Regions from separate parts of the Homo sapiens genome. Here region 2 is linked to region 1. Evidence: chromatin loops called from intact Hi-C (ENCODE). Cell type or tissue: Caco-2. All regions are shown on one strand. Links, peaks and the distances in the headings refer to the core of each region. The heading gives the core; the rest is flanking DNA. Region 1 has its middle 13 kb from the start of PTGER4. Region 2 has its middle 130 kb from the start of PTGER4.

Evidence for each region. Hi-C counts contacts between places; a loop is a spot of excess contacts. Peaks named below come from ENCODE experiments on the same cell type or tissue, not always from the same donor. Only the 100,000 strongest peaks of a DNase experiment are listed, where the experiment ranks them.
Region 2: a loop joins it to region 1, with 4 times the contacts of the local background. A loop is called at or near these places in 9 of 110 quality-filtered maps.

Annotation. Positions count from the first base shown.
Region 1 is chr5:40,662,717-40,671,058 of GRCh38, forward strand. No RefSeq gene overlaps it. Among named protein-coding and RNA genes, the nearest start is that of PTGER4, 13 kb to the right of the region's middle. In Caco-2, for the core only: no CTCF peak of the experiment used is centred there; no DNase peak of the experiment used is centred there; H3K27me3 peaks cover 206 bases.
Region 2 is chr5:40,543,550-40,551,891 of GRCh38, forward strand. No RefSeq gene overlaps it. Among named protein-coding and RNA genes, the nearest start is that of PTGER4, 130 kb to the right of the region's middle. In Caco-2, for the core only: no CTCF peak of the experiment used is centred there; a DNase peak (open chromatin) is centred at 4,712.

The DNA.
Region 1 (8,342 bases), core at 207-8,206:
AGGGTTTTTATGGTTTTAGGTCTAACGTTTAAGTCTTTAATCCATCTTGAATTTATTTTTGTATAAGGTGTAAGGAAGGGATCCAGTTTCAGCTTTCTACATATGGCTAGCCAGTTTTCCCAGCACCATTTATTAAATAGGGAATCCTTTCCCCATTGCTTGTTTTTCTCAGGTTTGTCAAAGATCAGATAGTTGTAGATATGCGGCGTTATTTCTGAGGGCTCTGTTCTGTTCCATTGATCTGTATCTCTGTTTTGGTACCAGTATCATGCTGTTTTGGTTACTGTAGCCTTGTAGTATAGTTTGAAGTCAGGTAGCGTGATGCCTCCAGCTTTGTTCTTTTGGCTTAGGATTGACTTGGCAATGTGGGCTCTTTTTTGGTTCCACATGAACTTTAAAGTAGTTTTTTCCAATTCTGTGAAGAAAGTCATTGGTAGCTTTATGGGGATGGCATTGAATCTATAAATTACCTTGGGCAGTATGGCCATTTTCACGATATTGATTCTTCCTACCCATGAGCATGGAATGTTCTTCCATTTGTTTGTATCCTCTTCTATTTCATTGAGCAGTGGTTTGTAGTTCTCCTTGAAGAGGTCCTTCACATCCCTTATAAGTTGGATTCCTAAGTATTTTATTCTCTTTGAAGCAATCGTGAATGGGAGTTCACTCATGATTTGGCTCTCTGTTTGTCTGTTATTGGTGTATAAGAATGCTTGTGATTTTAGTACATTGATTTTGTATCCTGAGACTTTGCTGAAGTTGCTTATCAGCTTGGACTTCATGTCTAAAACACCAAAAGCAATGGCCACAAAAGCCAAAATTGACAAACGGGATCTAACTAAACTAAAGAGCTTCTGCACAGCAAAAGAAACTACCATCAGAGTGAACAGGCAACCTACAAAATGGGAGAAAATTTTCACAACCTACTCATCTGACAAAGGGCTAATATCCAGAATCTACAATGAACTCAAACAAATTTACAAGAAAAAAACAAACAACCCCATCAACAAGTGGGCAAAGGATATGAACAGACATTTCTCAAAAGAAGACATTTACGCAGCCAAAAGACACATGAAAAAATGCTCATCATCACTGGCCATCAGAGAAATGCAAATCAAAACCACAATGAGATACCATCTCACACCAGTTAGAATGGCAATCATTAAAAAGTCAGGAAACAACGGGTGCTGGAGAGGATGTGGAGAAATAGGAACACTTTTACACTGTTGGTGGGACTGTAAACTAGTTCAACCATTGTGGAAGTCAGTGTGGCGATTCCTCAGGGATCTAGAACTAGAAATACCATTTGACCCAGCCATCCCATTACTGGGTATATACCCAAAGGACTATAAATCATGCTGCTATAAAGACACATGTACACGTATGTTTATTGTGGCAATATTCACAATAGCAAAGACTTGGAACCAACTCAAATGTCCAACAACGATAGACTGGATTAAGCAAATGTGGCACATATACACCATGGAATACTATGCAGCCATAAAAAATGATGAGTTCATGTCCTTTGTAGGGACATGGATGAAATTGGAAATCATCATTTTCAGTAAACTATCGCAAGGACAAAAAACCAAACACCGCATGTTCTCACTCATAGATGGGAATTGAACAATGAGAACACATGGACACAGGAAGGGGAACATCACACTCTGGGGACTGTTGTGGGGTGGGGGTAGGGGGCAAGGATAGCATTAGGAGATATACCTAATGCTAAATGACGAGTTAATGGGTGCAGCACACCAGCATGGCACATGTATACGTGTGTAACTAACCGGCACATTGTGCACATGTACCCTAAAACTTAAAGTATAATAATAATAAAAAAAAACTAGGGCACTAAATTAGTTATAAATTATAGCACACAGATCTTGTAAAAGGAGGTTGGAATAGTCTTACAAAGACACTCATTTCAACTATGACTTAACGTTGTGCTGAGGATCCCAGTCAAGAATTCCTCTCATAAAAACAAAAGAAAGGACCCACTTAAACTGATATTCTTTTTTTATAATTGTGTACCTAGAACATTCAACACAATCAACTGACAATATACCAACACTATCAAGAGTTTAGTAATCTGACCAAGAACTGTCCTAGATGCCAAAAGAGATGACAGCTAACAGTTTTTGAGGGCTATGTACCAGGCACTGAATAAGGTGTTTTTCACGTATTAACTCCTGAGGGAAGCTGCTATTATTATCCTGACTTTTAAATTTAAAAACTCCTAAGAAACAGAGAGGTTAAATTACTTGTGTGATGCCACACAGCTAGCAAGTGACAGAGTTTGGCAGTCTTTGCACATAACCATTACATTACCCCAACAATAAGCAGTTAGAAAATGTAATAAGTAGCCAGGCGAGGTGGCTTATGCCTATAATCCCAGCACTTTGGGAGGCCAAGGCAGGCAGGTCACTTGAGGCCAAGGGTTTGAGACCAGCCTGAGCAACATGGCAAAACCTTGTCTCTACTAAAAAAAATAAAAAATTAGCCAGGCACGGTGGCACATGCCTGTAATCCCAGCTACTTGGGAGGCTGAGAATCACTTGAACCTGGGAGGCGGAGGTTGCAGTGAGCCGAGACTGCGCCACTGCACTCCAGCCTGGGCAACAGAACGAGACTATGTCTCAAAAAAGAAAAGAAAATGCAGTAGATCACAGGATCCCCTTCATAATACAATCAAGAACCACTCAAACAAACAAACAAAAAACACACACTAGGGAAAATGATTTTAAGAGATATATTTTTAAATATTTAAAGCAAGACCAAATTGCAATACTCAAAATTATATTACATGGATGTGAATTCTCCAAAACAACAAAAAAAACTTTGGGGATGGGGTGTGCAAAGGAAGCCTTGCCCTCCAGATAGTCTCATCTTTTGGCCATTTGTCACTTAGGAAATTCTCTGGAGATGGAACTGTGCATGGTGCTCCGGTCATACAAAGATAGCTAAAATTCAGGAATCTGGTTAAGCTACTTTGAGAAAAGGTCTTGCAAAAGAGAAAGGATTAATCAGGAACCCCAAATAATGAATGGTAGGCCATGAAATGAAGGGTTCTGCCACAGCTGTCATCAATGTGACAGCCTGCGGTGGATGAGCAGATCATATCACCACTGTAGCCTTCCACTTACATCAAAGTTGTTGAGCTGAATTCAACATATGCTCCAATCCAACTCTCCTTATTTATAGACAAGGAAACTGAGGTCTAGAACAGGCTTCCCTTCCTAGCTCACAAAATTATTTTAAGGCAGAACCAGAGAGCTAACTAAGCACTCCTCTTCCCCAAGTTTCCTGAAGACCAGTCTGAATATATGTATCCAAATGACTGCACCCATTTAAGCACACTGTATTGAATTTATATTTATAGGCTAAGTCAGCGTTTTCCAACCTTCAGACATTCACCTTCCAGCTTATAATTCTGTCATATTCATATATCTCTACTATTACTCACTTTATATATTTTTTAAATCTATATACTTCTTTACATAAAGTTAGCTTCATCCTAAGCAACAATATTAATAAAATGATACATGAAATGTGTATTTTTCTAACACATTAAGACAAATATGTATCTATTGAAGTTTCAGTGTTTGCATTTGAACCACTCCTCAGAAAAGTAAACCATCCTTTGCTGTATTTGAAAAGATTCTCTCCAGGTGTTCCAAGGAATTCTAATCTGTTTCATGTTAATGGGTGTTATTGATGAAAGAGTGCTTGATCAAATAAATCTGGGGAATGCTACGTTTTTTGTTTGTTTGTCTGTTTGTTTAGAAACAAGGTCTTGCTCTGTCGCCTAGTCTGGAGCGCAGTGTTGTGATCATAGCTCACTGCAGCCTCAAACTGCTGGGCTCAAGTGATCCTCCTGCCTCAGCCTCCCAAGTAGCTGAGACTACAAGCGCATGCCACCATACTGGGCTAATTTTTCTTTTACTTTTTGTAGAAATAGGGTCTTGCTTTGTGGCCCAAGCTAATCTCAAACTCCTGACTTCAAGAGATCCTCCCACCTTGGCCTCCCAAAGTGTTGGGATTACAGGTGTACAGGCATGAGCCACCACAACCCAGAATATTTCTCTGATTATTTAAAAACTCAGAGGTAGGGCATGAAAAAAATGTTCCCTAGTGTGAAACACAGGGTGTTCACAACATTGTGCAATGAGATTCTTCTAACAGGTATAGCACTTATAAGACTTATTTGACCATGAAACCTTTTTTTCTAGACAGTATTAGTAAGGATAACACGTTCTAAGCTGTATTAATTTTCAGAGATTTTGTTTTTCTTTTTGACCCCATAAATGATATAAGTAGATACTGTGTATAATAATTTACACTATATCCCTATTAGCATATTCAGAATATTTTATGGTAGAAAAAAAATGAGTAGAAAAGCATAATATTTCCTCTTGTCATTTTTAAAGTGTCAGCCTCTTGGAGAAAAGTGACACACCTTGTTCAGAATGAAACATCTGCATTAAACTTGGGAATTCTAAAATAATACAAATAAATTTTAATAAGTTATCCAGATAGCCTACATTAGTAAGGCTTTCCATTCATGTTTGTTTTTGTTGTCTTGGGGACTTCTAAACTTCTAGGTGGAACTTTAAGAGTGACATGCCCATAATATCACATTTAATCTGTGGGTGTGACTGGGAGACAATGTATTACTCACCCATTTACAACCCATTAGTTTCCTCTTTCTTTCTCTCTTTTTCTCTCTTTCTCCCTCTCTCTTCCTTTCCTTTCTCCCTTCCCTTCCTCCTTTCCCTTTTCTTTCTCCCTTTCTCTCTTCTCTTTCTTCAATGTTTTGATATAAAAAACTGAAAAGGATATTTATTGCATTTCTATCTTTAAGTATATTTGTGTTATCACAGGAAAAACATCTCATAGTTAACAAACTAATGCTTTAAAGCCAAAATATATGAATATTTCTGTCTAGTGCACTTTTAGTTAAAATTAAGAACTAAGATTCAAGGCAAAGAAATGCTGTAATACTCTTGATTCAGTATTCATGTTAGTGAAACTAAGTACAGTAGTACACTAATAAGGGAGGAAGAATAGTGATGTGTTAAGGACAAAGTGTTTTATCATCCGGCCATACACCAATTTACAGACCATCTCAAGTATGCTACTCTTAAATACTTTTTTTTCCAGCAACCAAAGTTTCAATATATTCTTTTCTACACCTTACAAAAATTATCAAATTTTAGAGCAGATTTTTATTCTTAGAAATGCTTTTTATTCTCTAATTCACAAATATTTATTAATTAAAAAGTTGTGTTCTTCTGAGATTCCTCACCAATCCATGGGGTCAGTTAGATATTTGGGGAGTTGTTCAGCTCTTACAAATACCCACATTTGACACTAATGCACTGCAACAGAATAACCTGAGTAAGCTTGATTCTCTGAAATAGTCAGAGGAACAGAAAAAACAACTATTAGGTACTAGGCTTAGTACCTAGGTGCCGAAATAATCTGTAAAACAAGACCCCGTGACACGAGTTTACCTATATAACAAACCTATGCATGTACCCTTCAACCTAAAAGTTTAAAAAAATAGAGTTTTCTCTCCTCTCTGGTTATAGAGTCAATTGTGCACTGCACTGCATTTATAATGAGGAAATAAACAGCATAGTCTTTTAGTACGGGAGGTAAACAAGAGTTAACTTGTATAAATGTAATTTAAAATGTGTATTCTACTTAATACATGAGAACTATTAAAATACATGTGCATCAAAAACAAAAGAAAAAATAGAAATAATAAATGTCTGATCCTTCAGCAGAATATTTCCCAAAGAGCTCTATTATGTAGCAAACTTCTATGCCATAAGTTTTAAATGATTCCATTTTTCAAATATTCATTTCTGTGTATATTTAAACATCATAGAGTGTCTACTGAATAGAGTTAAGTTTTAATAATTGCAATTCATCTTTTTTAAAAATAATTTACTCTCCATTTGGCTTCTAAAATTTTATTGCAGTATTTAGAAGATTTAGTTAGTTTCTAATAGCTGAAAACCTTCAGACTTCAATGTCACAGTTTGACCCAAATGCACATGGTTCCTGCCCTCTTCAGTTTGTGTCCTGCTGCTTCCAAATGACAAATGTGGGCACTTTGTGTAAAGGCATTGATTACACTGTTAGATAGATTCTAGACATGCTTATTAAAAAGGCATCTTTTATAGGTGAATATGCCTTGCAGGATCTTGTATCCTAGGTGAGGTTATTTTCATAGTTACATATTTAATGATAATAATAACTTGCATCTATGCCACTTTCATATTCTCTTGGCACCAAGTTTGCCTTCCAAAGCAAACTTTGACTAAAGATCTTCAGGGCTCATCCTTAGTTGCATAGGCAAAGAAGTTCTCATACATACAACCATCACACATTTGCAAAACCACCATTTATTAGGGTCTCTTAGAATGAATTCTGTACACATCTATGCTAAAGATGGAAAAGACGTTTCACTTCTTATGCATCAGTAGATGGGTAGTGGGGCCCTCAGAGGAAGCAGTGGGGTTGTTGATCAGCAATACCTACAATGTGTTTAGGAAGAAGGGGAGGGGCAGATGATGTATTGCTCCCTATCCCCATTTGTCATCCCTGAGTTAAAACTTTCTCTCCCATAGCCATTTCCACCCCATCTCCCACAAAAAAAAAAAAAAAAAAAAAAAAAAAATGCACCTAAAGAATGCAGATTTTCTTACTGACTTTACATCCTGATAGAGCAATAGATGATAAAGCTCGTGTTCTTATGGAGCCTAAAAAAGTCTCATAGTATATATACTACTGCCTGTTAGTGCTGAAACCATGAATAAGCATGTGTGAGCTGTTTAGTGATAAAAAGAGAGCAGAGATTTGGGCTATTAGAGGTGATCCTGGCAGTGACATCTGTTGACAGAACTGGGAAGTTAGATTACACCAATAAAAACTGACAGCATAAGGAAAGGGGACCTTCAGGAAGTTACTTTGCCTGATCTTCCACTCATCACACTAGACCACCTCCCTGTAGCTGGGTAGTTAGGCAACCACTCTCTTGTCCTCCTTCCTTCTTTCAAAAGCCCAGTTCATTCCTCTGCAAAATGGAACAATCATGCGTGGAGGTTTACCATAGGCTTAACTAAGATAAATATTAAGGGCTTAGTACAATCCTTGGCAGATAGTTTGCACTTGTTCTGTGTTTTTTCATGATATTGACACAACTGTTCACTTCATCACTATGTACAGGCTCAACCTAAGCAGGAAAGTTGATTTCCGCATGTGTTTGGGAACAGAATAAGCCAAGGCTTCACAAGGAAATATTTAAACATTTAAACGTCATAGAAATTATTACCAATCCCCTTGGCAGTTGCTGCAATGGTAAGTTAACCCCACATGAAATAGAAAATTAAAATAAGTAGCTATAAGATTAAATCAGAAATACTGTGAAACATTTTCTGCTTCCTGTTTCTGGTACCCGCTTCCTGAGGGCACAGGGATGGGCGGTAGGTGGCTAGACTGAATATACCATTATTATTCAGGGAAGTTTCACCTTTATTCCTTTATTGAAATGGGGTGGCTTTTGTTCTTTCGTGTTTTAAGGAATGGGGTGAGGAGTTTAGGAATGGGACAGTATAACTCAGTGGTCAGTAACATACACACTCTGCCATAGCACTTATGAGTTTGTGACCTTAGAAAAATTACTTAACTTCTCTCCATCTCAGTATCCTCATTTGTAAAACAGGCGGAGAAATTCACTAAAAGCCTTTTCACATTGCCTGGTACGTGGTGAGTGCTTAATCATGTTAGCTACTGAAGTTGGTAAACAGTGAGAAATGAAGGAAAGAATGGAAAGAGAGAAAAAAGAAATAGGAGAAGGGAAAGAAGGAGTAAAGCTCTGCTTGGCTTAGCTCTGCAAATCATTTTGGACAGGTGTCTAGAGTCCTGGTTGTCTACATTCCCGGGTTTGCTGATTCAGGGCTCAATACATGACTGCTATTCTAAGGCAGAATGGTGGGGCCACCACTGTCATAGAGCACTTTCTTAAGGAAAGGGCTGTATGAAAAGGAAGTTCCCCATGTCAGGTGCAGTAGCTTATGCCTGTAGTCCCAACATTTTGGGAGGGCAAAGTGGGAGGATAGTTTGAGTCTACAAGTTTAAGATCAGCCTTGGCAACATAGTGAGACCTCGTCTCTACAAATAATAAAAAAAAAATTTAATTAAAAAAAAGGAAGCTCCCAAGAGTGACCCTTGAAATGAATTCTAGGAAAGCTTTTATCATTATCATGGATGGAAAGGAAAATGAGATGTTAGCATCTGCCCCAAGCTTAAAATGTCACCACAATTAACAC
Region 2 (8,342 bases), core at 160-8,159, 120 kb before region 1:
ACAAAGATCAAAAGAGACAAAGAAGGCCATTACATAATGGTAAAGGGATCAATTCAACAAGAAGAGCTAACTATCCTAAATATATATGCACCCAATACAGGAGCACCCAGATTCACAAAGCAAGTCCTTACAGACCTACAAAGAGACTTAGACTCCCACACATTAATAATGGGAGATTTTAACACCCCACTGTCAACATTAGACAGATCAACGAGACAGAAAGTCAACAAGGATACCCAGGAATTGAACTCAGCTCTGCACCAAGTGGACCTAATAGACATCTACAGAACTCTCCACCCCAAATCAACAGAATATACATTTTTTTCAGCACCACACCACACCTATTCCAAAATTGACCACATAGTTGGAAGTAAAGCTGTCCTCAGCAAATGTAAAAGAACAGAAATTATAACAAACTATCTCTCAGACCACAGTGCAATCAAACTAGAACTCAGGATTAAGAATCTCACTCAAAGCCGCTCAACTACATGGAAACTGAGCAACCTGCTCCTGAATGACTACTGGGTACATAACGAAATGAAGGCAGAAATAAAGATGTTCTTTGAAACCAACGAGAACAAAGACACAACATACCAGAATCTCTGAGACGCATTCAAAGCAGTGTGTAGAGGGAAATTTATAGCACTAACTGCCCACAAGAGAATGCAGGAAAGATCCAAAATTGACACCCTAACATCACAATTAAAAGAACTAGAAAAGCAAGAGCAAACACATTCAAAAGCTAGCAGAAGGCAAGAAATAACTAAAATCAGAGCAGAACTGAAGGAAATAGAGACACGAAAAACCCTTCAAAAAATCAATGAATCCAGGAGCTGGTTTTTTGAAAGGATCAACAAAATTGATAGACCGCTAGCAAGACTAATAAAGAAAAAAAGAGAGAAGAATCAAATAGACACAATAAAAAATGATAAAGGGGATATCACCACCGATCCCACAGAAATACAAACTACCATCAGAGAATACTACAAACACCTCCACGCAAATAAACTAGAAAATCTAGAAGAAATGGATAAATTCCTCAACACATACACTCTCCCAAGACTAAACCAGGAAGAAGTTGAATCTCTGAATAGACCAACAACAGGAGCTGAAATTGTGGCAATAATCGATAGTTTACCAACCAAAAAGAGTCCAGGACCAGATAGATTCACAGCTGAATTCTACCAGAGGTACAAGGAGGAACTGGTACCATTCCTTCTGAAACTATTCCAATCAATAGAAAAAGAGGGAATCCTCCCTAACTCATTTTATGAGGCCAGCATCATTCTGATACCAAAGCTGGGCAGAGACACAACCAAAAAAGAGAATTTTAGACCAATATCCTTGATGAACATTGATGCAAAAATCCTCAATAAAATACTGGCAAAACGAATCCAGAAGCACATCAAAAAGCTTATCCACCATGATCAAGTGGGCTTCATCCCTGGGATGCAAGGCTGGTTCAATATACGCAAATCAATAAATGTAATCCAGCATATAAACAGAGCCAAAGACAAAAACCACATGATTATCTCAATAGATGCAGAAAAAGCCTTTGACAAAATTCAACAACCCTTCATGCTAAAAACTCTCAATAAATTAGGTATTGATGGGACGTATTTCAAAATAATAAGAGCTATCTATGACAAACCCACAGCCAATATCATACTGAATGGGCAAAAACTGGAAGCATTCCCTTTGAAAAGTGGCACAAGACAGGGATGCCCTCTCTCACCACTCCTATTCAACATAGTGTTGGAGGTTCTGGCCAGGGCAATTAGGCAGGAGAAGGAAATAAAGGGTATTCAATTAGGAAAAGAGGAAGTCAAATTGTCCCTGTTTGCAGACGACATGATTGTATATCTAGAAAACCCCATTGTCTCAGCCCAAAATCTCCTTAAGCTGATAAGCAACTTCAGCAAAGTCTCAGGATACAAAATCAATGTACAAAAATCACAAGCATTCTTATACACCAACAACAGACAAACAGAGAGCCAAATCGTGAGTGAACTCCCATTCACAATTGCTTCAAAGAGAATAAAATACCTAGGAATCCAACTTACAAGGGATGTGAAGGACCTCTTCAAGGAGAACTACAAACCACTGCTCAATGAAATAAAAGAGGATACAAACAAATGGAAGAACATTCCATGCTCATGGGTAGGAAGAATCAATATCGTGAAAATGGCCATACTGCCCAAGGTAATTTACAGATTCAATGCCATCCCCATAAAGCTACCAATGCCTTTCTTCACAGAATTGGAAAAAACTACTTTAAAGTTCATATGGAACCAAAAAAGAGCCCGCATTGCCAAGTCAATCCTAAGCCAAAAGAACAAAGCTGGAGACATCACACTACCTGACTTCAAACTATACTACAAGGCTACAGTAACCAAAACAGCATGGTCCTGGTACCAAAACAGAGATATAGATCAATGGAACAGAACAGAGCCCTCAGAAATAACACCGCATATCTACAACTATCTGATCTTTGACAAACCTGAGAAAAACAAGCAATGGGGAAAGGATTCCCTATGTAATAAATGGTGCTGGGAAAACTGGCTAGCCATATGTAGAAATCTGAAACTGGATCCCTTCCTTACACCTTATACAAAAATCAATTCAAGATGGATTAAAGATTTAAATGTTAGACCTAAAACCATAAAAACCCTAGAAGAAAACCTAGGCATTACCATTCAGGACATAGGCATGGGCAAGGACTTCATGTCCAAAACACCAAAAGCAATGGCAACAAAAGCCAAAATTGACAAATGGGATCTAATTAAACTAAAGAGCTTCTGCATAGCAAAAGAAACTACCATCAGAGTGAACAGGCAACCTACAAAATGGGAGAAAATTTTCGCAACCTACTCATCTGACAAAGGGCTAATATCCAGAATCTACAATGAACTCAAACAAATTTACAAGAAAAAAACAAACAACCCCATCAAAAAGTGGGCGAAGGACATGAACAGACACTTCTCAAAAGAAGACATTTATGCAGCCAAAAAACACATGAAAAAATGCTCATCATCACTAGCCATCAGAGAAATGCAAATCAAAACCACAATGAGATACCATCTCACACCAGTTAGAATGGCAATCATTAAAAAGTCAGGAAACAACAGGTGCTGGAGAGGATGTGGAGAAATAGGAACACTTTTACACTGTTGGTGGGACTGTAAACTAGTTCAACCATTGTGGAAGTCAGTGTGGCAATTCCTCAGGGATCTAGAACTAGAAATACCATTTGACCCAGCCATCCCATTACTGGGTATATACCCAAAGGACTCTAAATCATGCTGCTATAAAGACACAGGCACACGTATGTTTATTGCGGCATTATTCACAATAGCAAAGACTTGGAACCAACCCAAATGTCCAACAATTATAGACTGGATTAAGAAAATGTGGCACATATACACCATGGAATACTATGCAGCCATAAAAAATGATGAGTTCGTGTCCTTTGTAGGGACATGGATGAAATTGGAAATCATCATTCTCAGTAAACTATCGCAAGAACAAAAAACCAAACACCGCATATTCTCACTCATAGGTGGGAATTGAACAATGAGATCACATGGACACAGGAAGGGGAATATCACACTCTGGGGACTGTGGTGGGGTGGGGGGAGGGGGGAGGGATAGCATTGGGAGATATACCTAATGCTAGATGACGAGTTAGTGGGTGCAGCGCACCAGCATGGCACATGTATACATATGTAACTAACCTGCACAATGTGCACATGTACCCTAAAACTTAAAGTATAATTAAAAAAAAAAGAAAAAAAAAAAGAAATTTTCATTCCATCTGCAACCTAATTTCCATTTGCCATGTGACATCTAGCCCCAGGCTCTAGGGATTAGGACATGAACATTTGGAGGTGGGAGTGGCTGAGGCATTATTCTGTCTACTTCAGTAAAAGAACTATTAGATGGATAGATCACACATACATACATACATACATACATACATTGAGTTTCTGTAGAGCTGCAGCCTCTCTCATGAAATCATTTTTTATTTTATAAAGCATAATATTCCTAATCCTCATATGAAATTGATGCTTTTGGATTACTATGGCATTGTCAGGTGCTATTCCAAGACATATGAAGACATACTTTAGACAGTCTATTAATATATATTCTATAGCCTGACTCACAGGTTCCAAATGCCAGCTCCACCACTTACACTGTGTGACTTACGCCTTAGTTTCCTCATTCGCAAAATGAAGACAGCATTAGTATCTGTGTCACAGGGTTGTTGTGAGGCTTAAATGAGTTACTAAGCACTTAGAACAGCACCAAGACATAACGAGTACTCGATACATGCTGCTTAGTTTGACTTCATTCATATCTGCCTGAGCAAGAGCTCACAGAAGAATCTCTCCCAGGGCAGGAATGATCAGCCCCAAACTAAAATCCAGTTTTTGTTCTCAGATACACAAGCAGAAAATAGTAACAGATCATTTTTTTAATCCACCTTGGTATATCTGGGTTTTTTTCTTTCCATTTTACCAGACTGAAATTACATATCAGGATGTCTGGTTCAATACTGGGAACCTGGAAACCCTACTGGCTTTCTGCTATGAATTACATGGATTGGGCAAGATAACCTTTGCCCTCAAGAAAGTTGCCACATAATGAGCAGATAGGACGAACAAAGATGGAACATAAGTAAACAAATTTAGCAAAAAGATTTATTTCCAGAGCCTCAGATAGCTTTGATCTAAAATGCAAAGGGAGCAACTCCCCATTTTGGCCTGTTTGCCCCCAGGGGACTGAATCTTGAAGTTGTATGGAACGATTCTCATTGCTAACATCAAAAAAGCTGGACACAAAAGCTTCATTCAAGGCACCTCCTCTACAACTGTAATCATACAGTTGAAGTAAACTATACTTCATTAATCTTTGGGTAAATCTTTCCTCTAGCATCCAGGATTGTTTCTAAGAAAAGGCTAAAAATATGACGAATTTCTCTCTCTAGATTCATTATGCTAAAGGATTATCCAATGCACAAAGCTCAAAGACTATCTCACAGGAGCACACATAGTTCCACAACTAAGCATTACTTAAAACATGAAAATTCCATAAAAAATCCTTCTGATTTTTACTATTTTAAATTGGTAAAGGGCTACTTCTTTCCCATGAAATTACTGCCAAACTGAAATTAGTAAATCTATCTCTATTTACTCTGCTTTCAAGTATTTTGGCAGCCATTCTGACATACAATTCAAAGCACTTAGAAAACTGACAATACCTGAATGTCAACACCGTGGAAGAGGAGTGCAAACTTGATGTTCTGTACTTTATTGTGATTATCAAGTAAAATTAAATTTTATGTTATCAAATACAGCAATTTCTCTTAATGTAGTAAGCTGTATAATTAATGAACTCAGAAACAATTAAATATTGCCATTCAAATATATTTTTTTTTTTTTGAGATGGAATCTCACTCTGTCACCCAGGCTGGAGTGCGGTGGCACTATCTCTGCTCACTACAAGCTCCACCTCCCAGGCTTACGCCATTCTCCTGCCTCAGCCTCCCGAGTAGCTGGGACTACAGGTGCCCGCCACCACACCCGGCTAATGTTTTGTATTTTTAGTAGAGATGGGGTTTCACCGTGTTAGCCAGGATGGTCTCGATCTCCTGACCTTGTGATCCACCCACCTCAGCCTCCCAAAGTGCTGGGGTTACAGGCGTGAGCCACCGTGCCCAGCCTCAAGTATACTCTTACAACACAATTAAATTCAATCTTCAGTAATCCCAAAATTTCATTACCCCTGTGAAAATGTCCTGGATTAGCAGTCTCCTACTTTAAGTGTTTTATGAAAGAATACAGTTTATTTTAGTATAAATAATATAGCCAGACTCTATGAAACAAAAGGTTGAATAATATTTACCTATAGCTCCCATTTAGAAGTACCAAAGTTATGAAGCACATTCATTGGCTACTGTCATATTTATTAGGATTTATGTTTTATCAGATTATAAGCACTCTTTAGTGAAAAATGTTTTTTTCCTCTTTGCTCAGAAAATTGTCCAACACTCCTGGTCCAGTCAAGAGTGAAGCAAAAAACTCCTCAATTTGAATGGCTTTCGTTTGGGTCAATTTATTTGGTTACAGAGAAGTTTTGATAAAATACAAAAAAAAAAAAACCTAAATATTTTTATTGTTTAAAAATATTAATCACTACCCACTAAGTGCCAGGCACTGTTCTAGGTACTAGAGATACATAGCTAAAGGCCACAGCCAAAAAAATGAGTCATTGGGATTACAAATATGGAGCAATGGCTAAAAGTTAGTGCTTGAGAGTAGCTGAAATGGCTGTTGGAGAAGAGAGGAAAAGAAGTGCCATATTCCAGCAGTAGGGTTCAACCAACTAACTTTTTTTCTTTTTTTTTTTTTTATCCAACATTTATTTTAAGTTCAGGTTTGTTAACATAGGTAAACATAGGCCATGGTAGTTTGCTGCACAGATCAATCCACCACCTAGGTATTAAGCCCAGCATCCCTTAGCTATTCTTCCTGATGGTCTCCCCCCACCCCGCTCCCACCCCTGACGGGCCCCAGTGTGTGTTGCTCCCCTACATGTGCCTATGTGCTCTCATTGTTCAGCTCCTACTTATAAGGGAGAACATGACATGTTTGGTTTTCTGCTTCTGCGTTAGTTTGCTGAGGATAACAGCTCCCAGCTCTATCCATTTCCTGGCAAAGGACATAATATCATTCCTTTTTATGGCTGCATTGTATTCCATGGTGTATATGTACCACATTTTCTTTACCCAGTCTGCTATTCATGGGCATTTGGGTTGATTCCATGTCTTTGCTATTGTGAATAGTGCTGCAGTGAACATATATGTGCATGTTTCTTTATAACAGAATGATTTATGTTCCTTTGGGTATATACCAAGTAATGGAATTGCTGGGTCAAATGGTTTTCTGCCTTTAGATCTTTGAGGAATTGCCACACTGTCTTCCACAATGCTTGAACAAATTTACACTCCCACCAGCAGTGTAAAAGAGTTACTCTTTCTCTGCAACCTCACCAGCATCTGCTGTTTCTGGACTTTTTTTTTTTTCTGACTGGCATGAGATGATACCTCATTGTGGTTTTGATTTGCTTTTCTCTAATAATCAGTGATGTTGAGGTTTTTTCATGTGTTTGTTGGCCACATGAATGTCTCCTTTTGAGAACTGTCTGTTCATATCATTTGCCCACTTTTTAATGGGGTTGCTTGTTTTTTTCTTGTAAATTTGTTTAAGTTCCTTATAGACTCTGGATATTAGACCTTTGTCAATGGGATAGATTGCAAAAATTTTTTCCCATTCTGTAAGTTGTCTAGTCATTCTGATGATAGTTTCTTTTGCTCTACAGAACTTTAGTTTAATTAGATCCCATTTATCAATTTTGCTTTTATTGCAATTGCTTTTGGTGTTTTTCATCATGAAATATTTACCCGTGCTTATGTCCTGAATGGTACTTCCTAGATTTTCTTCTAGGGTTTTTATAGTCTTGGGTCTTACATTTAAGTTTTTAATCCATCTTGAGTTAATTTTTGTATAAGGAAGTGATCCAGTTTCAATTTTCTGCATCTGAGCCAACTAACTTTTAAAAGACAGAGTGATGGCTTGAAGATGTGATAAAAATTATTAAAACTCAATAAAAATTTTGAAAGTAAAACAAAGATCCAAATCACATAAGAGAGGCCCAAGAATAAAACTAAGGGAGAGAAAGTATTGACAAACCCAAACACACGCACACTCACCCACCCCCCCACCCACACACACGAAATGATTGTGCACTGTGATGGTTACTGTTGAACATCAATTTGATTGAATTGAAAGGATGCAAAGTATTGTTCCTGGGTGTGCCTGTGAAAGTGTGGCCAAAGGAGATTAACTTTTGTGTCAGTGGACTGGGAGAGGCAGACCCACCCTCAATCTGGGTGGGTACCATCTAATCAGCTGCCAGTTCTGCTAGAATAAAGGAGGCAGAAGAAGTTGGAAAGAGCAGACTTGCTGAGTCTTCCGGCCCTCATCTTTCTCCCATGCTGAATGCTTCCTGTCCTTGGATATCAGCCTCCAGGTTCTTCAGCTTTTGGACTCTTGGACTTACACCAGTGATTTGACAGGGGCTCTCAGACCTTGGGCCACAGACTGAAAGCTGCACTGTCAGCTTCCCTTCTTTTGAGGTTCTGGGACTCGGACTGGTTTCCCCACTCCTCACCTTGCAGACGGCCTATTGTGGGACTTTACCTTAGGTGAGTCAATTCTCCTAATAAACTCCCTTTCATGTATACATATATCCTATTGTTCTGTCCCTTTAGAGAACCCTGA